Linked DNA regions of Homo sapiens: region 1 is linked to region 2. A link is a loop called in an ENCODE intact Hi-C map of the cell type or tissue named here. Cell type or tissue: CD14-positive monocyte. All regions are shown on one strand. Links, peaks and the distances in the headings refer to the core of each region. The heading gives the core; the rest is flanking DNA.

The links. Peaks named below come from ENCODE experiments on the same cell type or tissue, not always from the same donor. Only the 100,000 strongest peaks of a DNase experiment are listed, where the experiment ranks them.
Region 1: a loop joins it to region 2, with 2.1 times the contacts of the local background. A loop is called at or near these places in 4 of 110 quality-filtered maps.

What each region holds. Positions count from the first base shown.
Region 1 is chr17:29,855,731-29,865,714 of GRCh38, reverse strand. The region is part of intron 1 of SSH2 (slingshot protein phosphatase 2); the gene reads left to right. It also overlaps the pseudogene RPL9P30. Among named protein-coding and RNA genes, the nearest start is that of SSH2, 70 kb to the left of the region's middle. In CD14-positive monocyte, for the core only: no CTCF peak of the experiment used is centred there; a DNase peak (open chromatin) is centred at 5,546; H3K27ac peaks cover 594 bases.
Region 2 is chr17:29,809,646-29,819,629 of GRCh38, reverse strand. The region is part of intron 2 of SSH2 (slingshot protein phosphatase 2); the gene reads left to right. Among named protein-coding and RNA genes, the nearest start is that of SSH2, 120 kb to the left of the region's middle. RefSeq lists an enhancer at 9,526-9,585. In CD14-positive monocyte, for the core only: no CTCF peak of the experiment used is centred there; no DNase peak of the experiment used is centred there.

The DNA.
Region 1 (9,984 bases), core at 557-8,556, 47 kb before region 2:
TCCATTGCTATTTTCTCTGCAGCTTCAACTATTTCTGTCTTTTATAGGTTAAATTAATGAAACCAAACCCCATTTGGGTTCAGTGAAATCTGTGATAGGAATTAAGGTCAGCAAAGTCTTCTTCCCCTTCAAGGAATGATTTTTTAGAGTATTTGTGATTTATTCTTGGTATCCATGATTCTTCCTTAAACTAGGGTTAGAAGTTCCTTAGAGCCCTGACAAATGATACAGTGCATTTTTACTCTCAGCAAATTATCTGCCAGGAAGAGGTTGAATCCCAAGTCCTCCCTCTTTATTTTATAGACTGGATAGGAAACTGGGTTGTAAAGCTTTCCTGCTGGGGATCTCTAATTTCCAAATTGAGTTTAAACTGCTGATTCTCTTTCTTCCCTCCAAGCTCTGATGTTAAAATAAATGTTATCTCTCCACACAGCTGCAGTGATTTAATTGTTGTGCTGTATCAATCTTAAGTTGCAGAAATTACTTTACACTTCTTTTAATTGTAGACTTACCATTTTAGAATATTAAGTCTGTTTTTGTATCTGAGTCAAATATGTATAATAGAGAAGACATTTATCTCTTATTTCAATTTGGTTGTAGAGAAACTGTTTCTTCAGTGCCTGGAGAAGTCATTGGAATTTGGAAACCCACTGCTTAACTGTTTTCATAGGAGTGATATGATTCCACCATTCTAGTTTTAATGCAGTGATTTAAGTGCTATATACAGAAGCAAATACTTTGGACCAGTGGCTCTGAAACTTTAATTTATATCTGAATTACCTGGAGGGCTTGTGAAAAACACATTTCTGGGCACTACACTAGATTTTTATTTGGTAGATCAGGGGTGGGGCCCAAGAATTTGCATTTCTAGCAAGTTGTCAGGTGATTCTGCTGGTCTGGAGACCACACTGAGAATCACTGCTTAGAGGATTTTTTTCTCTCATTTCAGAAACATGCCCTTTTAGGGAAGCTGATTATATTAGAAAAAGAGAAGGGAAAAAATTCAAAAACAAAAAACAAACAAAACTACCTCAAGGAGATGACAGCGTTGTTTCTTTTTTTTTTTTTTTAGTAAGTATTCAGATTATCTCTGTGTGAGGGTGTGAATTTGCAACTACAAGTAATGTGGCATTTGTATGGGATCTGAGATGTGATCAAGTGAACATTCAAAGAATGATAAGCAAAATCTTTAAATCTTATCACCGTTAGTTGCAATAGAAGACTTAGAAAGACAAGGAGAGATATTGTGAAAAAGTATGAGTATATCTATAAGAGACCTGAATTAAAATCTCTACTCTACCACTTAGACTTCATTTATATGAATTTGGAGTGTGTAACCTTACTGGGTTCTTTTAGTATTTTTTTAATCTATCTATCTATTTATTTATTTATTTATTTATTTATTTATTTAGATGGAGTTTTGCTGTTGTTGCCCAGGCTGGAGTGCAATGGCGCAATCTTGGCTCACTGCAACCTCTGCCTCCTGGGTTCAAGCAATTCTCCTACCTCAGCCTCCTGAGTAGCTGAGATTACAGGCGCCTGCCATCACGCCCAGCTAATTTTTTGTATTTTTAATAGAGATGGGGTTTCATCATGGTGGCCAGGCTGGTCTTAAACTCCTGACCTCAGGTGATCCACCCACCTCGGCCTCCCAAAGTGCAGGGGTACAGGCGTGAGCCACCGCGCCCAGCCTAGTATTGAATGAGATAAGAAATCTGAAATGCTTTACCTATGGTAGCTGTCCATCAAAGTTACTTTCATAGAAGCTGGCATCCTCAGTTGCTTTTGTACACTCAGGAATCTTTTCAAAGTTTAAGGGTGATAAATTTTATCCAAAGTAATTACTCGTAAAATAATTGGATCCCAACAATTACACCCCTGTGCATCTGTAGAAGTGCAGACATAGAAGATGTGGGACTTACTCTCCAAGCACACAAAATCTACTTATAGATTTAGGATTCTTTCTTTTGAAGTACCAGAATACCATATTAAAAGTGAGATAATGTTTAAGATGAGAAGGCCAGGAGCAAGGCAATTATAGACTTGATACAGTGATTAATGCAGTTGTCAAGGTTCTGAGTTCTGTCTGTCTGCTCTACCATCTTTAACTTGCTTCCTTTTGTCCTTGGGCCTCTCTTTTTGAGGTCACAAAATGGCTGTCACAGCTCTAGATATCAAATCTGCATAACTGCATCCAAAGGCATAGAAAGGGCAGTTTGTTTTCTCAAATCTCCTTTGTCATGGTGGAAAACTTTTCCCACAAGCCACAGCAGACTTGTCCTCAAGCCTTGAAGACCAGTATTAAGATGTATGACTGTTCTGGGCTTCAGGGAGGCTAAGCTGAAAAGGCAGGTACTTGGCATTGTTAGCCTGAGTACTGGACTGGTAGGTAAAAGAGGTTAGAGATGACTGTTGGGTAGACAACAGAAACAGAAGCCACAGGGAGACAAGACTGCACAGATTAGAGAACAGTTCTGGGCAATTTATCATTAGGCTGAATTGTGTGCTCTAGGCCAGGAGTTGGCAATCTTTTTTTGTTGTTGTTGTTAAGGACCAGTTAGTAAATATTTCAGGCCTCCCCTAAAGATGCCAAAAGCCACATATGGTCTCTGTTGCACATTCTTTGTCCTTTTTTTTAAAAAAAAAACAATCCTTTTTAAAATGCAAAAGCCATTCTTAGCTTGCTGGCTGTATAAAAACAGACCATGGGCCACATTTGGCCCACAGGCTATAGTTTGCCAACCCCTGCCTACATAAGGAAGGTTCAGAAGGGATCTCCTACTTCAGTGGGGCTGAAGTAATCATTTTGAAGCCTCCTGAAATTCTGGGATTTGACTGGTGCTTTGAAGGATGGGTGAGATTTGGACTGAGAGATGTGTTCCTTCTAAAGGGCACAGTGAGAGGAGAAACAAGCCTATGATACTTACCATAACACAGTTGTGTGTTACGTGCAATGAGTGAAGAGCAGCAATACCTTTGCAAATGAAATAGGCTAATTGCAGGCCAGAGTTAGGGAGTAATGTGGCATGAGTATCTTGACTCTCTTAGCCACTGACAGGCCAAGCTGCTAAGAGGCTCTGAGAAATGAAGATGCTCTTTTGGCTTAAAGCTTCCATGTTGATCTGGAGCCCAAGGGAGGCAGTGTTTCATGTAACGGCTCTTCCAGTAGGAGCTGTTGCTACTATTACTATTAAGGAACAAATATCATGTGTTCAGGGGAGTGAAGACTGTTGGTCTCTTAATTATACCTACATACAAAGATTATAACTTATCTTCAAGTTGTGTTATTTTTATAGCAACAAGGAAGAATTGCAACAACTAATACTAAGTCACTGATTCATTGAACATTTATTGAATGTTTACTGTGTGCCAGGCCCTGGCAGTACAAGTTGAGAAGCTCATAGTCCAGAGGGGGATAAAGAACCTGTATAGCAATAATTACAGTAGTGAGTTAAGAGTTAGAAAATGTGTGCACAAGGAACTGTGGATGCCTGGAAGAAGGAACCAGTCAATTTATCCTGATTTAAATTTTCAAATTGACTCAGTTAAATTCAGTAACCACAGATTGTATCCCTAATACTAGACAATTTGCAAATCTGTACCATTTATCACGAAAAAAGCCTATGTAAAATACTATGAGTGGATTAAATCCAAATCATCACCTCTCCAGAAAAAGCTATTTCAAACATTCTGTGGCTGATATTAAGTTTTTGCGATCCTCTTTATGTGCAAAGTATATAACTATAGTGTTGTATTTCCCATTGTACTTAATTAATTTTTTGCTTCCCAGTTTATTGGTGTAAACACTGGATTCTAGAAAACAATTGTTTCCCCCCAGTAAAGCCTTCAAAGACGAAGATTATGGGCCAGGCACAGTGGCTCATGCCTGTAGCACTTTGGGAGGCCCAGGTGGGCGGATCATGAGGTCAGGAGTTCAAGACCAGCCTGGCTAACATAGTGAAACCTCATCTCTACTAAAAATACAAAGCCGAGCATGGTGGCGGGTGCCTGTAGTCCCAGCTACTTGGGAGGCTAAGGCAGGAGAATCTCTTGAACCCGGCAGTGGAAGGTTGCAGTGAGCCGAGATCGCACCACTGCACTCTAGCCTGGACAGCACAGCAAGACCGTCTCAAGAAAAAAAAAAGAAGAAGATTATGGTGGTGGGCAGAATAATGGCCTCCAGTAGAGTCCTCATTCTAATCAGCTGTGAACCTGTAAATATGTTATCTTAACATAGTAAACGAGAAATTAAGGTTGCTGATCATATATAACTTTAAAATAGGAAGATTACCCTGGATTATCGGGGCAGGATGCAACATAATCAGTCACAAAGGCTGTTAAAGTAGAAGAGGGACACCCAAAACTATAAAAACCCTAGAAGACAACCTAGGCAGTACCATTCTGGACATAGGAACAGGCAAAGATTTTATGACACAGATGCCAAAAGCAATTGCAAAGAAGTAAAAGTTGACTAGTTGACTCTAATTAAACTAAAGAGCTTCTGCACAGCAAAAGAAACTATCAACAGAGTGAACAGACAACCTGTAGAATGGGAGAAAATGTTTACAAACTATGCATCTGACAGAGGTCTGATATCCAGCATCTATAAGGAACTTAAACAGATATACAAGAAAAAAAAACAAAAAACTCCATTTAAAAGTGGGCCAAAGGGCTGGACACGGTGGCTCACACCTGTAATCCCAGTACTTTGGGAGGCTGAGATGGGAGGATCACTTGAGGTCAGGAGTTCAAGAGTGGCCTGGCCAACATGGTGAAACCTGTCTCTACTAAAAATACAAAAATTAGCCGGGCGTCATGGCACACGCTTGTAATCCCAGCTACTTGGGAGGCTGAAGCACGAGAATTGCTTGAACCTGGGAGGTGTATGTTGCAGTGAACTGAGATCATGCCACTGCACTCTAGCCTGGGGGACAGAGCGAGACTCTGTCTCAAAAAAAAAAAAGAAAAAAAGTGGGCAAAGGAGACTGAGCACAGTAGCTCATGCCTGTAATCCCAGCACTTTGGGAGGCCGAGGCAGGTGGATCACTTGAGGTCAGGAGTTCATGACTAGCCTGGCCAACATGGCGAAACCTTGTCCATACTAAAAATACAAAAATTAGCTGGGCATGGTGGGACCCTCCTGTAATCGCGGTGGCTGAAGCAAGAGAATTGCTTGAACCCAGGATGCAGAGGTTGCAATGAGCTGAGATTGCACCACTGTACTCCATCCTGGGTGATAGAGTGAGACTCTGTCTCAAAAAAAAAAAAAAAAAAAAGTGGGCAAAGGCCATGAAGAGACGCTTTTCAAAAGAAGAAGTACATGTTGCCAACAATCATATGAAAAAAAGCTCAACATCACTGATCATTAGAGAAATGCAAATCAAAACCATAGTGAGATACCATCTCACAGCAGTCAGAATGGCTATTATTAAAAGTCAAAAAATAACAAATGCTGAGGAGATTGTGGAGAAAATGGAATGCTTATACACTGTTAGTGGGAGTGTAAATTAGTTCAACCATTGTGGAAAGCAGTGTGGCAATTCCTCAAAGAGCTAAAAACAGAATTACCGCCGGCATGCTGACTCACGCCTATAATCCCAGCACTTTGAGAGGCCAAGGCTGGTGGATCACCTGAGGTCAGGAGTTCAAAACCAGCCTGGTCAACATGGTGAAACCCTATCTCTACTAAAAATACAAAAAATTAGCTGGGCTTGGTGGTGGGCACCTGTAATCCCAGCTACTCAGGAGGTTGAGGCAGGAGAATCGCTTGAACTCAGGAGGTGGAGGTTGCAGTGAGCCAAGGTCGTGCCATTGCACTCCAGCCTGGAAAACAAGAGCGAAACTCCATCTCAAAAAAACAAAAACAAAAAAACAGAGCTACCATTCGACCCAACAATCCCCTTACTGGATATATACCCAAAGGAATATAAATCATTCCATCATAATGACACATGCATGTGTATGTTCATTGCAGCCCTATTTACAACAGCAAAGACATGGAATCAGCCTAAATGCCCATCGATGATAGACTGGATAAAGAAAATGTGGTACATATACACTACGAAATACTATGCAGCCATAAAAAAGAACAAGATTATGTCCTTTGCAGGAACATGGATGGAGCTGGATGCTGTTACCCTTAGCAAACTAACATGGGAACAGAAAACCAAATACCGCATGTTCTTATAAGTGGGAGCTAAATGATGAGAACACATGGACACATAGAGGGGAACACAGACACCAGGGCCTACCAGAGAGTGGAGGGTGCAAAGAAGGAGGGGATCAGGAAAAATAACTAATGAGTCCTAGGTTTAATACCTGGATGATGAAATAATCTATAAAGCAAACCCCTGTGACATGAGTTTATTCATATAACAAACCTGCATATATACCCAGGAACTTAAAAGTTAAAAAAAGAGAAAGAAAAAAAAGTGTAAGAGGAACCCAGGAAAGGAGGTCAGATTGATGCGTTAAGAGAACTCAACCCACCTTTACCGATATTGAAGATAGAGGAAGGGAGCCATGAGCCAAAGAATGCAGATAGCCACTAGATGCTAGAAAAGGCAAAGAAATTGATTCTCCTAAAAATAGTTAGGGCTACCATAACAAGTATAAGCCATTTAAACAGACTGATCACTTAAATAACAAATATTTATTTTCTCATAGTTTTGGAGGCTGAAAGTCAAAGATCAATGTGTTGGCAATGTGTTGATTTCTTCTGAGGCTGACCTTCTTGGCCTGTAGAAGGCTGTCCTCTCCCTCTGTTTTCACATGGTCTTTCCTCTGGGTGTATCTGTGTCCTAATCTCTTCTCTTTTTCTATTTTATTTATTTATTTTTTTTTGAGACAGGGTCTTGCTCTGCCATCTAGGCTAAAATGCAGTGGTGTGATCATAGCTCACTGTAAACTTGAACTGCTGGGCTCAAGCAATCCTTCTGCCTCAGCCTCCCGAGTAGTTAGGGCGACAGGCATGCCCAGCTATTTTGTTTTTATTTTTTTGTAGAGATGGCATCTTGCTATGTTGCTCAGGCTGGTCTCGATCTCCTGGCCTCAAGTGATTCTCTTGCCTTGGCCTCTCAAAGTGCTGGGATTATAGGCATGAGCCACTACATGTGGCCCTAATCTCTTTTCATGAGAATATGAGTCATATTGGATTAGGGCCCACCTATATTGGATTAGGGCCTACCCATATTGGAACCACCCCTAGGTTACTAAACCTCATTTTAACTTGATTACTCTTTAAAGGCTCCGTTTCCAAATACAACCACATTCTGAGATACTGGGGATTGAAACTTAAACATGTGAATTTTAGGGGACACAATTTAGCCTGTAACATTCCCCTAGATCCTGCAGAAGGAACACAGGTCTGCCACCTGTTTGATTTTAGGACTCCTTGCCTCTAGACTGTAAAATAATAAATGTATGTTGTTTAAGCCATCGAGTTTGTGGTAATTTGTTATAGCATATTAGAAAATGAGTTTAATTGTAAGTAACTTGAATCTATTAGTAGGAGGCTGATTAACTGAATCATGGGATATCTCTGCAATGAAATATTTGCAGCAATCAGAAACAATGAAATGAATGTCTTAACAGATGAATGGATAAACAAAATGCCATATGTGTGCAATAGAATATTATTCAGACTTAGGAAGGAAATTCTGACACATGCTACAACATGCATGTATCTTGAGGACCTTATGCTAAGTAAGATAACTCAGTCAAAGACAAACAGTGTATGATTCCACTTACATGAATTATCTAGACAAGTCAAAACTCATAGAAACAAAGTGAGTGGTAGTTGCTAAGGGTTGGAATAGGGGGAAATGAAGAGTTGTTTGGTGGATATAGATTCAGTTTTTTGAGATGAAAAAGCTTTAGAGATTGACTATACAACAGTGTGAATATACTGAACTGTACAGTTAACAATAGTTAAGATGGGGCCGGGTGTGATGGCTTATGCCAACACTTTGGGAGGCCAAGGCAGGAGGATTGTTTGAGCCCAGGAGTTTGCAGCCTTTCTGGGAAACATAGTGAGACCCCATCTCTACAGAAAAATTTTAAAAATTACCTGGGTGTGGTAATTTTTAGTCCCAGCAACTAGGGAGGCTGAGATGGGAGGATCGCTTGAGCCTGAGAGGTCCAGGCTTCAGTGAGCCATGATCATGCCACTGTACTTCAGCCTGGGTGACAGCAAGACTCTGTCTCAAAAAAATCAGTTAAGATGGTTGATATGGTTTGACTGTGTCCCCACCCAAATCTCATCTTGAATTCCCACGTGTTGTAGAAGGGAAACTCTGGTGGGAGGTAACTGAATCATGAGGCAAGTCTTTCCCGTGCTGTTCTCATGATAGTGAATAAGTCTCCTGAGATCTGATGGTTTTAAAGAAAGGAGTTCCCCACACAAGCTCTCTCTTTACCTGCTGCCATCCATGTAAGATGTGACTTGCTCTTCCTTGCCTTCTGCCATGATTGTGAGGCTTCCCCAGCCATGTGGAACTGTAAGCCCAATTAAACCTCTTTCTATGTAAATTGCCCAGTTTCGGGTATGTCTTTGTCAGCAGCGTGAAAACAGACTAATACAGTAAATTGGTACCAGTAGAATGCTGAAATGAGTTAAGACTTTGGGGGACTCTTGGGAAGGCATGATTGGTTTTGAAATGTGAGGACATGAGATTTGGGAGGGGCCAGGGGTGGAATGATATGGTTTGGCTGCATCCCCACCCAAATCTTGAATTCCGACATGTTGTGGGAGGGACCCGGTAGGAGGTAATTGAATCATGGGTAAATTTTATGTTATGTTATTTTTTATGTTATGTAGTTTTTAAAAAATAGTGAAACAAAGATACTAAGTTTAAAAGGCAAGGGCAGAAAAATAGGTGCAGTGTGCTTTCATTTGTGTATTTTGGAGAAAGAACATCTACACACACAATGCTTGTATGTACACAGAATAATCCTGAAAGGATTCCTTGGGAACTGGCATAGTGATTACTTCTAGGAATGGGGTTGTGGTAGGTGGGAGGACGGGGATGGAGGAAGACTTAAAAATACTCTTTGACACCTTCTTAGTTGTTTACCACATATATGTGTTACATACTAAAATAATTGTTTTTGGGGATTTTGTTTGTTTGTTTTTGTTTTTTGAGACAGAGTCTCACTCTGTTGCCCAAGCTGGAGTGCAGTGGTGGGATCACGGCTCACTGCAGCCTCAACCTCCTGGGCTCAAATGGTCCTCTCGCCTCAGCCTCTTGCATAGCTGAGACTACAGGCATGCATCACCAAGCCCAGCTGTAATAGAGGTATTTTAATGCATCATTAAAATATCACAAACAGGTCTTATCAACCATACAGTATCTTGTTGCTGTAGCTGGACAACTCTTAGATCTTATTCATCAGCCTGCTAAACTGTTCCTTTTTCAGTGACATACAGATCATCTGAAAGTTTTCTGTTATCTTTGTTTTTAACTGTTGTGGATTGCTAAATCAAAGCAGTTGAATTTGAAACAAACTCAATGTCATTTCCTTCAAGGATTAATACATTTTTCTGGACTTAAGATAACTTAATAAGCAACACCCGGCCTTATCTAAACCATCCAGATGTATTTTTCACCCAAGAAATTTTGGATTTTATCAAGAGACCCATGCTCCTGGATAACTAAGTTGATGGGGAAAGGAGTATGCACAGACCTCATCTTGTAATGGAAGCCCAGTGTAACACCCTTGATAATGTTCTGTACATGATTACAAATAGTGCAAGCAGTAGCCACTTCCTTTCTATTTCCCAATCATTTGTCAACCTAGCGCCTCTTCTTTTCCAAGGAGAATGCATCCTACATTGATGTAATTGAAGTCCCTCCCTAACTTCCTCTGGGGCTCTTCAAAATAACTGTGCATCCTTTCAGAGTGATGTCTGCATTTTCTGGAATGTCAATAGTCTGATTGCCAAGAATGGTCTTCATTCTCTCAGTAGATACAGGAAAGAATTGA
Region 2 (9,984 bases), core at 1,285-9,284:
AGCTATTCCTGATTTTCTTCAAAGCTTAGTTTTTCTTATTGTTAGTGTCTTAGATCTTGCAGAAAATATAGAACGAAACCATTTTGTGTGCCATCTCAATTTACTCTGATAGTTTGAGAGTTTTTTTTAATCTGCAGCATACTTTATAACTACCATCTTATTCCATATTTTCAGTTGACTATTTATTTTATACAAAATAGTTTTGTGTAATGTTTCATTTTACCAATGCTTAGTAGCCTTGGTTATTCCTTTCATGGGCTGTTCAAGGCATTGTTTATCAGGAAAGTTATGCTTCTTAGGAAATTAGGCAAGTAATATTTCCTGCTAGTTGCTCAAGGAAAGTGTTTACTGACCCCAGGATATGCTTGGGGAATGCTTTTCTACATTTGTGTTTGCTTCCAGGAATTGCATTTTTATGAAATTGCTGGTGCTTTTTTTTTCAATGGCGCGATCTTGGCTCACCACAACCTCCACCTCCCCGGTTCAAGTGATTCTCCTGCCTCAGCCTCCCAAGTAGCTGGGATTACAGGCTTGCACCACCACACCCAGCTAATTTTGTATTTTTAGTAGAGACGGGGTGTCTCCATGTTGGTCAGGCTGGTCTCAAACTCCCGACCTCAGGTGATCCGCCCGCCTCGGCTTCCCAAAATGCTGGGATTACAGGTGTGAGCCACTGCACCTGGCCACTGGTGCCTTTTTTTAAACAAAGAATTAAATTTTTTTTTTTTGTAGAGATGTGGTCTCGAACTCCTGGTCTCAAGCAGTCCTTCCGTCTCAGCCTTCCAAAGTGTTGGGATGGCCAGCTGGTGCCTTTTATTGATTCTTTTAATTTATACATACAGCTAACTCTCTATTGGGACTGTACAAGTTTCTCATGAAAAAAAATATTTAACTAATGACAATAAGGATAGATGTTTTCAAAGTTACTCTCATTTATATTAGAATAAGACATAAAGGAGGGGGCTTCCTATCAGGTGTACTCATCTTGCTCTTTGTTGTTTGCCATTTTTTCTTCCTTTTTCTCCCCAGCTCTGTTCAGTTTTGGGGAGGGGGCAGATCTAGATTTAAGAATACCCTTGGCGGGCTGGGCGCAGTGGCTTATGCCTGTAATCCCAACACTTTGGGAGGCTGAGGCGGGCAGATCATGAGGTCAGGAGATCAAGACCATCCTGGTTAACATGGTGAAACCCCGTCTCTACTAAAAATACGAAAAATTAGCCGGGCTTGGTGGCAGGCACCTGTAGTCCCAGCTACTCGGGAGGCTGAGGCAGGAGAATGGCATGAACCCAGGAGGCGGAGCTTGCAGTGAGCCAAGATCACGCAACTGCACTTCAGCCTGGGCGACAAGGCAAGAATCCATCTCTTAAAAAAAAAAAAAAAGGAAGAATACCCATGGTAGATTCAACCAACCATGGATTAAAAATATTCAGAAAATTTAAAAAATAGCAATACAATAATAAAAAATAATACAAATAAAAATACTGCATAACAACTATTTATATAGCACTTACATTGTTTTATGTATTATAAGTAATCTTGAGATGATTTAAAGTATATGGGAGGCAGGCACAGTGGCTCATGCCTGTAATCTTAGCACTTTGGGAGGCTGTAGTAGGAAGATTGCTTGAATCCAGGAGTTTGAGCCCACCCTGGGTAAATCAGCAAGATCCTGTCTCTACAAAAATAATAATAATAATAATAGTAATTAGCTGGACATGGTGGCACATGCCTGTAGTCCCAGTTACTCTGGAGGCTGAGGCGGGAGGATCCCTTGAGTCCAGGAGTTTGAGCCTGTAGTGAGCCATGATCTCACTGCTGCACTCCAGCCTGGTCAACAAGAACGAGACCCCTACTCAAATAAATAAATAAATAAAGTATACAAGAGATTGTTCATAGGTTATCTGCAAATATTATGCCATTTTACATAAGACACTTGAGCATCCACTCACTTTGGTATCTGAAGGAGGGTCCTGGAAACAATCCCTCATGGATATGGAGGGATGACTCTGTATTACTAATAGATAATGTAGGATAATTAGCAGAATAATATGACTGTATCATCATAGGCTTCCTGTAGTTATTTAGCTTGATTATAAAAATTCTAATGACTTTGAGTATCATGGATGAAGCATATTATGACTCCCTGAGGATGGCAGAAGGAAAGGATTGTATTGAAAAGTTGGTTATAACCATTTCTTCTCTCTTCAAGGGGATAAGATGCATCAATAAAGTGTTCTCAGACTTTAGATCATAAATGTTTTCTAAAGTAATCTCAAGATAAAAACAAAGAAGTCCAAGAAGAGAACTTCATGAGGCTTGTGTAAAATGGGAGGGTAAGGTATATGGGAGCCTTAAGGAAGTAAGAGTGAGGTTGGAGGAGAGAATGGAGAGGACAGTGTGGAAGTTGTTAAAGAAAAACAGTGGATATTGTTTTAAATATGTAGCGGAGCAGCTTTTGAGGTAGCTTTAGTGGTCTGTAAGCTGACAATGCATGATGCTGATTTTCAACAAATTGCAGAGGAAATTCAGATGACAGAGTGCTTCTCAGGAGATTTTACCCTTCTCTATATAATATTTTGTATTCGTGTAGTTTTACTTAGATTTATATTAGTGAGGGAGGTGCTTTCTTATTATACATGAGCTGGTGGGTTGTCAAGGTTAATAGTTCTGTAAGTATAATTAAAATCTTCCTGTATTAAGTTGCCAATTAATTTTTTCTTCTGTCATTTATTTTCATTAATAAAACCAGGAGTGTTTAACTGCAAAAGGCTGTTAGTAATTGGTCTCCTTATGATTTCCAGTGTGTTAGCAAGGATCACTAGCTAGGCCTAATTTATATTAGGGATGAGATCACATTCTGATTTCTGACTCCAAATTTTCTCCTTCATTTCCGTAAATTAAGCATGGAGGCTTTGAGTTTTTTTTTTTTTTAAGTGCAGAATCTTCTTTTTCAGTATTTTGTATTGGAAGCCCAATAAAGTTAAGTGACATGCCTTCAGTCCTAGAACTAGATCAAGGAATTAGACCTAGGAATCTTAAGCATCCGATCTTCTCTTCATATCTACTAACCTACCATACCCCCTAACATTTAGCTTATGTCTTAATTGTTCAATATTAATTAAACACAGGCTTGATTTTAAAGTTACATACAACAATCCTCTGCAGTGCTTCTCAAATCTTTCCACAAGAAATTTCTATAACAGTAGTGGAGAGTGAATAGGCAACCCCTGGCAGTCTGGGTATAGAAAATTTAAAGGAGCCCATTACCTGAATTTTTATGGTTTATTTTAAGCCTTATGTAAATGAATATATCTCTATAGATCTACCTCTATATCTGTTACTATAAAAATATTACTTCCCGTTAAGTAAATTTGATGCTCTGAGAATAAACTTTATATTCGTTCTTTGGCTTCCATAATCCCTACCGCACTGAGGTATGACCCTGGGATACTTGTACCCCAGTTTAAAAATCAGGGCTCTAGGCCAGGCATGGTAGCTCACATCTGTAATCCCAGCACTTTGGGAGGCTGAGGTGGGTGGATCACTTGAGGCCAGGAGCTCAAGACCAGCCTGGCCAACATGGCAAAACCCTGTCTCCACTAAAAATACAAAAATTAGCCAGATGTGGTGGTGCGCGCCTGTAGTCCCAGCTACTCAGGAGGCTGAGACGTGAGATTTGCTTGAACTTGGGAGGCTGAGGTTTCAGTGAGCCGAGATCACGCCAGTGCACTCCAGCCTGGGCAACAGAGCGAGACTCTATCCCCCCGCCCCAGAAAAAAAATAAAAAATAAACAATCAGGGCTCTAGAGAAAAAGGACATTGAATAGGATAGAAAAGATTGTGAATTTGAGCTGAGTTCACATGGCTGTAGCAGGAGATTAGAAGCTGCTGTACAAAGAAGGAGGAAAGGGAGAGTGTCATTTATTTAGGTAGCCAGCCACCTGCCAGCAGAGGCTTTCACTTGTTGATGATCTTCCAACTTATTAAGTCTCTCTTAAAACGTTGGTTAGATGATATGTGTATTCATCTACCTAATACCTCATAAGACATCTAATTAAGAAAAGGAACAGGCTGGGCACAGTGGCTCATGCCTGTAATCTCAGCACTTCGGGAGGCCGAGGCAGGCAGATCAGCTGAGGTCAGGAGTTCAAGACCAGCCTGGCCAACATGGCAAAACCCCGTCTCTACTAAAAAATACAAAAAATAGGGGCCAGGCACGGTGGCTAACACCTGTAATCCCAGCATTTTGGGAGGCCAAGGCGGGCGGATCACGAGGTCAGGAGGTTGAGACCATCCTGGCCAACATGGTGAAACCCCATCTCTGCTAAAAATACAAAAGTTAGCTGGGTGTGGTGGCCTGTGCCTGTAATCCCAGCTACTCGGGAGGCTGAGGCAGGGGATCACTTGAATCCAGGAGGCAGAGGTTGTAGTGAGCTGAGATGGAGCCACTGCACTCCAGCCTGGGGGCAGAGCGAGACTCTGTCTCAAAAAAAAAAAAAAAAAAAATACAAAAAATAGCTAGGTGTGATGGTGGGCGCCTGTAATCCCAGCTACTTGGGTAGCCGAAGCAAGAGAATCGCTAGAACCTGGGAGGTGGAGGTTCCAGTGAGCTGAGATCACACCATTGCACTCCAGCCTGGGTATCAACAGTGAAATTCCATCTCAAAAAAAAAAAAAAAAGAAAGAAAAGGAACAGTAATTTATACATTTTCCCCATCCCTAATTCACTTTCCCATTATAATATATGTAATATATGATCATTGTAGGAAGTTTAGAAAATATAGATGGTCATATATAAGAAAGTAATCATTTATAATTCACATACCAGAAGAAACCTGCTTCTTCCCCAGTAATTATTATTTTCTGCTCATGTTTTTATTTTAAATATATAATACTTAGGCAATATAAGCTAATGGCTTAATAAAGTTCTATTACGTGGCAGTTTTTTAATTTACTCAACTTCCCGGTTTTTGTACATTAAAGTGGCTTACAGTTTGTTTGCCATTATGAATAGTCTGCATAAACCTTTGATGATATCTGATTTCTTTTATTAGAATGCATTTTTCTAAGGTATCAAAAACATGGTCAATACTAAAGCTGTTGATACAGATTGCCCATTTTTCCTGATCCTTCGACAGTATTGCATATTATTGTTTTATCTTAAATGACTTTCTTTTTTTTTTTTTTTTTTTTTTTTGAGACAGAGTCTTGCTCTGTCGCCCAGGCTGGAGTGCAGTGGTGTAATCTCCACTCACTGCAAGCTCCGCCTCCCGGGTTCACGCCATTCTCCTGCCTCAGCCTCCCGAGTAGCTGGGACTACAAGCGCGCCACCACGCCCGGCTAATTTTTTGTATTTTTAGTAGAGACGGGGTTTCACCATGTTAGCCAGGACGGTCTCGAACTCCTGACCTGGTGATCCGCCCACCTCGGCCTCCCAAAGTGCTGGAATTACAGGCATGAGCCACCGTGCCCGGCCTTTTTTTTTTTTTTTTTTTTTTTGAGACGAAGTCTCACTCTTGTCCCCCAGGCTGGAGTGCAGTGGCGCCATCTCAGCTCACTGCAACCTCCGCCTCCCAGGTTCACGCCATTCTCCTGCCTCAGCCTCCCTAGTAGCTGGGACTACAAGCGCGCCACCACGCCTGGCTAATTTTTTTGTATTTTTAGTAGAGACAGGGTTTCACCATGTTAGCCAGGATGGTCTTGATCTCCTGACCTGGTGATCCGCCCTCCTCGGCCTCCCAAAGTGCTGGGATTACAAGCATGAGCCACCAAGCCCAGCCTTTTTTTAAATTTTAATTTAATTTTTTTTTTGAGATGAAGTCTCGCTCTTCTCTTCCAGGCTGGAGTGCAGTGGCGCAATCTCAGCTCACTGCAACCTCCACCTCCCGGGTTCAAGCGATTCTCCTGCCTCAGCCTCCCAAGTAGCTGGGATTACAGGCACCTGCCACCACGCCCGGCTAATTTTTGTATTTTTAGTAGAGACGGGGTTTCACCATGTTGGCCAGGCTGGTCTCGAACTCCTGACCTCAAGAGATCCTCCCGCCTCGGCCTCCCAAAGTGCTGGGATTACAGGCGTGAGCCACCGTGCCCGGCTGCTTAAATGATTTTTTTAGGGAAAATATAGTACAGCATCCTTGTTTGGATTTTTGTTTTTTAAATTTTTTGTTTTATAAATTTCTAGCTAAACATTTTCACTTCCTTTTCATTTGTATTTCTTTTGTGAATTATCTGCTTCTAGTCTTTGCCTTTTTTACAGAGTCTCACTCACCCAGTCTGGAGTGCAGTGGTGCGCAACCTCAACTCACTGCAACCTCCGCCTACAGGGCTCAAGCGATTCTCCTGCCTTAGCCTCCCAAGTAGCTGGGATTACAGGCGCTCACCACTGCGCCCGGCTAATTTTTGTATTTTTAGTAGAGATGGGGTTTCGCCATGTTGGCCAAGCTGGTCTTGAACTCCTGACCTCAAGTGATCCACCCGCCTCAGCCTCCCAAAATGCTGGGATTACAGGCGTGAGCCACCGTGCCCTGCCCCCATTTTTTTATTGGTGTTTATCTTTTTCTAATTGGAATTCCTTGTTCGTTGAGACTATTAATTCATTCTTTTATATACGGTGAAAATCTTTTCGTTGGACTTTAAATTTTGTTTTTTATTTTTATTTTTTCTTCTCCCTCTCTCTGTATACACTTTTGGTTTTGAATATATGGCATGGTTGGTTTTTTGTTTGTTTGTTTGTTTGTTTTTGTGACGGAGTCTTGCTCTGTCACCCAGGCTGGAGTGCAGTGGTGTGATCCCGGCTCACTGCAAGCTCCGTCTCCTGGTTCTCGCCATTCTCCTGCCTCAGCCTCCCGAGTAGCTGGGACTACAGGCGCCCGCCACCATGCCCAGCTAAATTTTTATATTTTTAGTAGAGACGGGGTTTCACCGTGTTAGCCAGGATGGTCTCGATCTCCTGACCTCGTGATCCACCCGCTTCGGTGTCCCAAAGTGCTGGGATTACAGGCATGAGCCATCGCGCCCGGCTGGCATGGTTTTAAAATGCATAAATAGGCTGGGCGTAGTGGCTGACACCTGTAATCCCAGTGCTTTGGGAGACCAAGGCAGGAGGATCGCTTGAATCCAGGAGTTCAAGACCAACCTGGGCAATAGAGTGAGCTGTCATCTCTACAAAAAATTAAAAAGTTAGTCAAGCATGGTGGCATGTGCCTGTAGTCCCAGCTACTCAGGAGGCTGAGGTGAGAGAATCACGTGAGTCTGGGAGGCAGAGGCTGCAGTGAGCCAAAATTGTGTGACTGCACCCCAACCTGGGCAACAAAATAAGACCCTATCTTCAAAAAAAAAGGCAGAAATATATATTTTAAAAAACATAATTGTGTGAAGATACTAAAAACATTGAATTGTATACTTTTAATAGGTGAATTGTATGGTATATGAATTATTTCTCAATAAGACTTAAAAAAAAAAAAAAAAAGAACACATACTATGGCCAGGTATCAGGGTATAAAAATAAGACACAGTCCCTGTTTCAAAAGGTTCACAGTTTAATGAATGAGTCTTTTTTTCTTATTTTTCATGAGGGTTAGAGATAAGTATTACCACTTGCTCCCTGACAACAGTTCTTATGTTGGATATATGTAATCTCCTCTTTTATATAAAAATCATAAATATATTTAAATGTAAATTAAAATAGTCGATAGAAAATCAAACTCTTTAGATATTTTTATACTTGAGATTATACAAATTCTTAGAGAATTAGGTGGTGAAGCTTGCATTAAATTATTTGGTTCATGCCTGTCCCAGCATTTCAAGAGGCTGAGGTAGGCAAATTACTTGAGCCTAGGAGTTCAAGACCAGCCTAGACAACATAGTGAGACTCTGTCTCTACAAAAAATAAAATTTAGCTGGGCATGGTGGTGCACACCTGTAGTCCCAGCTAGTTGGGAGGCTGAGGTGGAAGGATCACTTGAGCCCAGGGGTTCAAGACAACAGTAAGGTATGATCGCAACAGTGCACTGCAGCCCGGGCAACAGAGCTAGACTCTGTCTCCAAGAAAAAAAAAAACTTGTGGTTCACATTTCATTTATAAGTATTTCTATCTTATTTGTGAGTGGAAGCACTTGTTTACGTAACTTCAATGAATAGCTTTTTACATTTTTACTCTTTGAAAAGTGATTATTAAATGAAAAAATATATAAAAATTTATTTTTTAAAACTGCAATAAACCAGTTAATATCAAAATAAATATATAGAAATGATTTGCTATTGTATATTGCCGGCAATAACCATTATATATTACGTAATATATAATATAATCAAATGTAATATTAAAAAGTTCCTGGCCAGGTACAGTGGCTCACACTTGTAATCCCAGCATTTTGGGTGGCTAAGGAGGATGGATCACTTGAGGCCAGGAGTTCAACACCAGCCTGGCCAACATGGCAAAACTCCATCTCTACTAAAAATACAAAAATTAGCCAGGTGTGGTGGTGCGCACCTGTAGTCGCAGCTACTCGGGAGGCTGAAGCAGTAGAATCGCTTGAACCCAGGAGGCAGAGGTTGCAGTGAGCCGAGATTGTGCCACCGCACTCCACCTTGTGCAACAGAGCGAGACTCTGTCTCCAAAAAACAAACAAAAAAAGAATTTTCTTGGGCCACATATAAAATACACTAATGATAGCCGATGAGCTGAGAAAAAAAATTACAAAAAAAAATCATAATGTTTTAAGAAAGTTTACGAATTTGTGTTGGGCCACATTCAAAGCCATTCTGGGCATGGGTTGGACAAGCTTGTTCTAAAGGGATTTTTAGGGTGTTGAAAACCTAACAAAGTCATTTGGAAGACTAAGTGGGTGAAATTGTGCACTCAAAATTAAAAGATGAGATTCTCACAGTCACATATTGAAAACAATTATAAGCTAATAATAGCATGGTGTACAAGAAAGATGTTGCCTAGAAGGCCCAGAAATAGACCTTAGTACATGAAAATATTTAGTGTATGATTAAGGTAGAATTTCAAGTCAGTTGGGGAAAATGGATAAATAGCCAGGTAGTGCTGTAATAACAATTAACTATTTGGGGAGAAAATTAAGTTAGATAGCTCTATCTTCAACCATATACCACAATAAATTGTAGATGAATTAATGAACTATTTTCTGGGAAACTTATTTAAATATGCAAGTTAAAAAATAGAAGCTATAAAGATTGCTAGATATGACTATCTAAAATAAAATAAATAGAACCCACTTCTAAAAGCAGATGATGATGATTAGTTCCCTAATTTATGATTATTATTGACAACATTGACCCATTCATCTTTGTTTCTATGAGAATTCTGTTGTGCAGTCTCTAAAATGGTTGCGTATGTGAAAATGTGGGATGGCTATAGCTAAGAATATTCTTGTTTGAGGAATTACTATCTTTTTGTATTTTAAATCAGGGTGTTTGCAGACTGAATCTACATTATAGAAAATGGGGCACCTTGGTTGGAGAATCTGTCCTACAATACTTGTTCTTTCTTTTACATTAGTCATTTATTCAAAATTTTTATTCAGCATTGCTAGGTGCTGAGTATACAGCAGTGATCAAGAGACAGTTCCTGCCTTCAAGCTTATAATATGGAGACCAACAAGTAAACAGGCAGTGTGAGAATTGCTACACTAGAGAACTGTAGAGGGAGTATGGTTGTATTTGGAAAGACCGTGGAACCCAGTCCTAGAGGGATCAAGGAAGGCCTCTGGAGAAAGGGACACCTAAGTTCCAATCTAAAAGATAAGTAGGGCTGGTGGGGTGGCTCATGCCTGTAATCCCAGCACTTTGGGAGGCCGAGGTGGAAGGATTGCTCGGAGCCAGGTGTTCGAAACCAGCCTGGTCAACCAAGCGAGACCCTGTCTCTAAAAAAAATTTTTTTTAATGAGCTGGGCACGGTGGTGTGTGCCTGTAGTCTCAGTTACTCAGGAGGCTGAGGTGGGGGAATCTCTTGAACCTAGG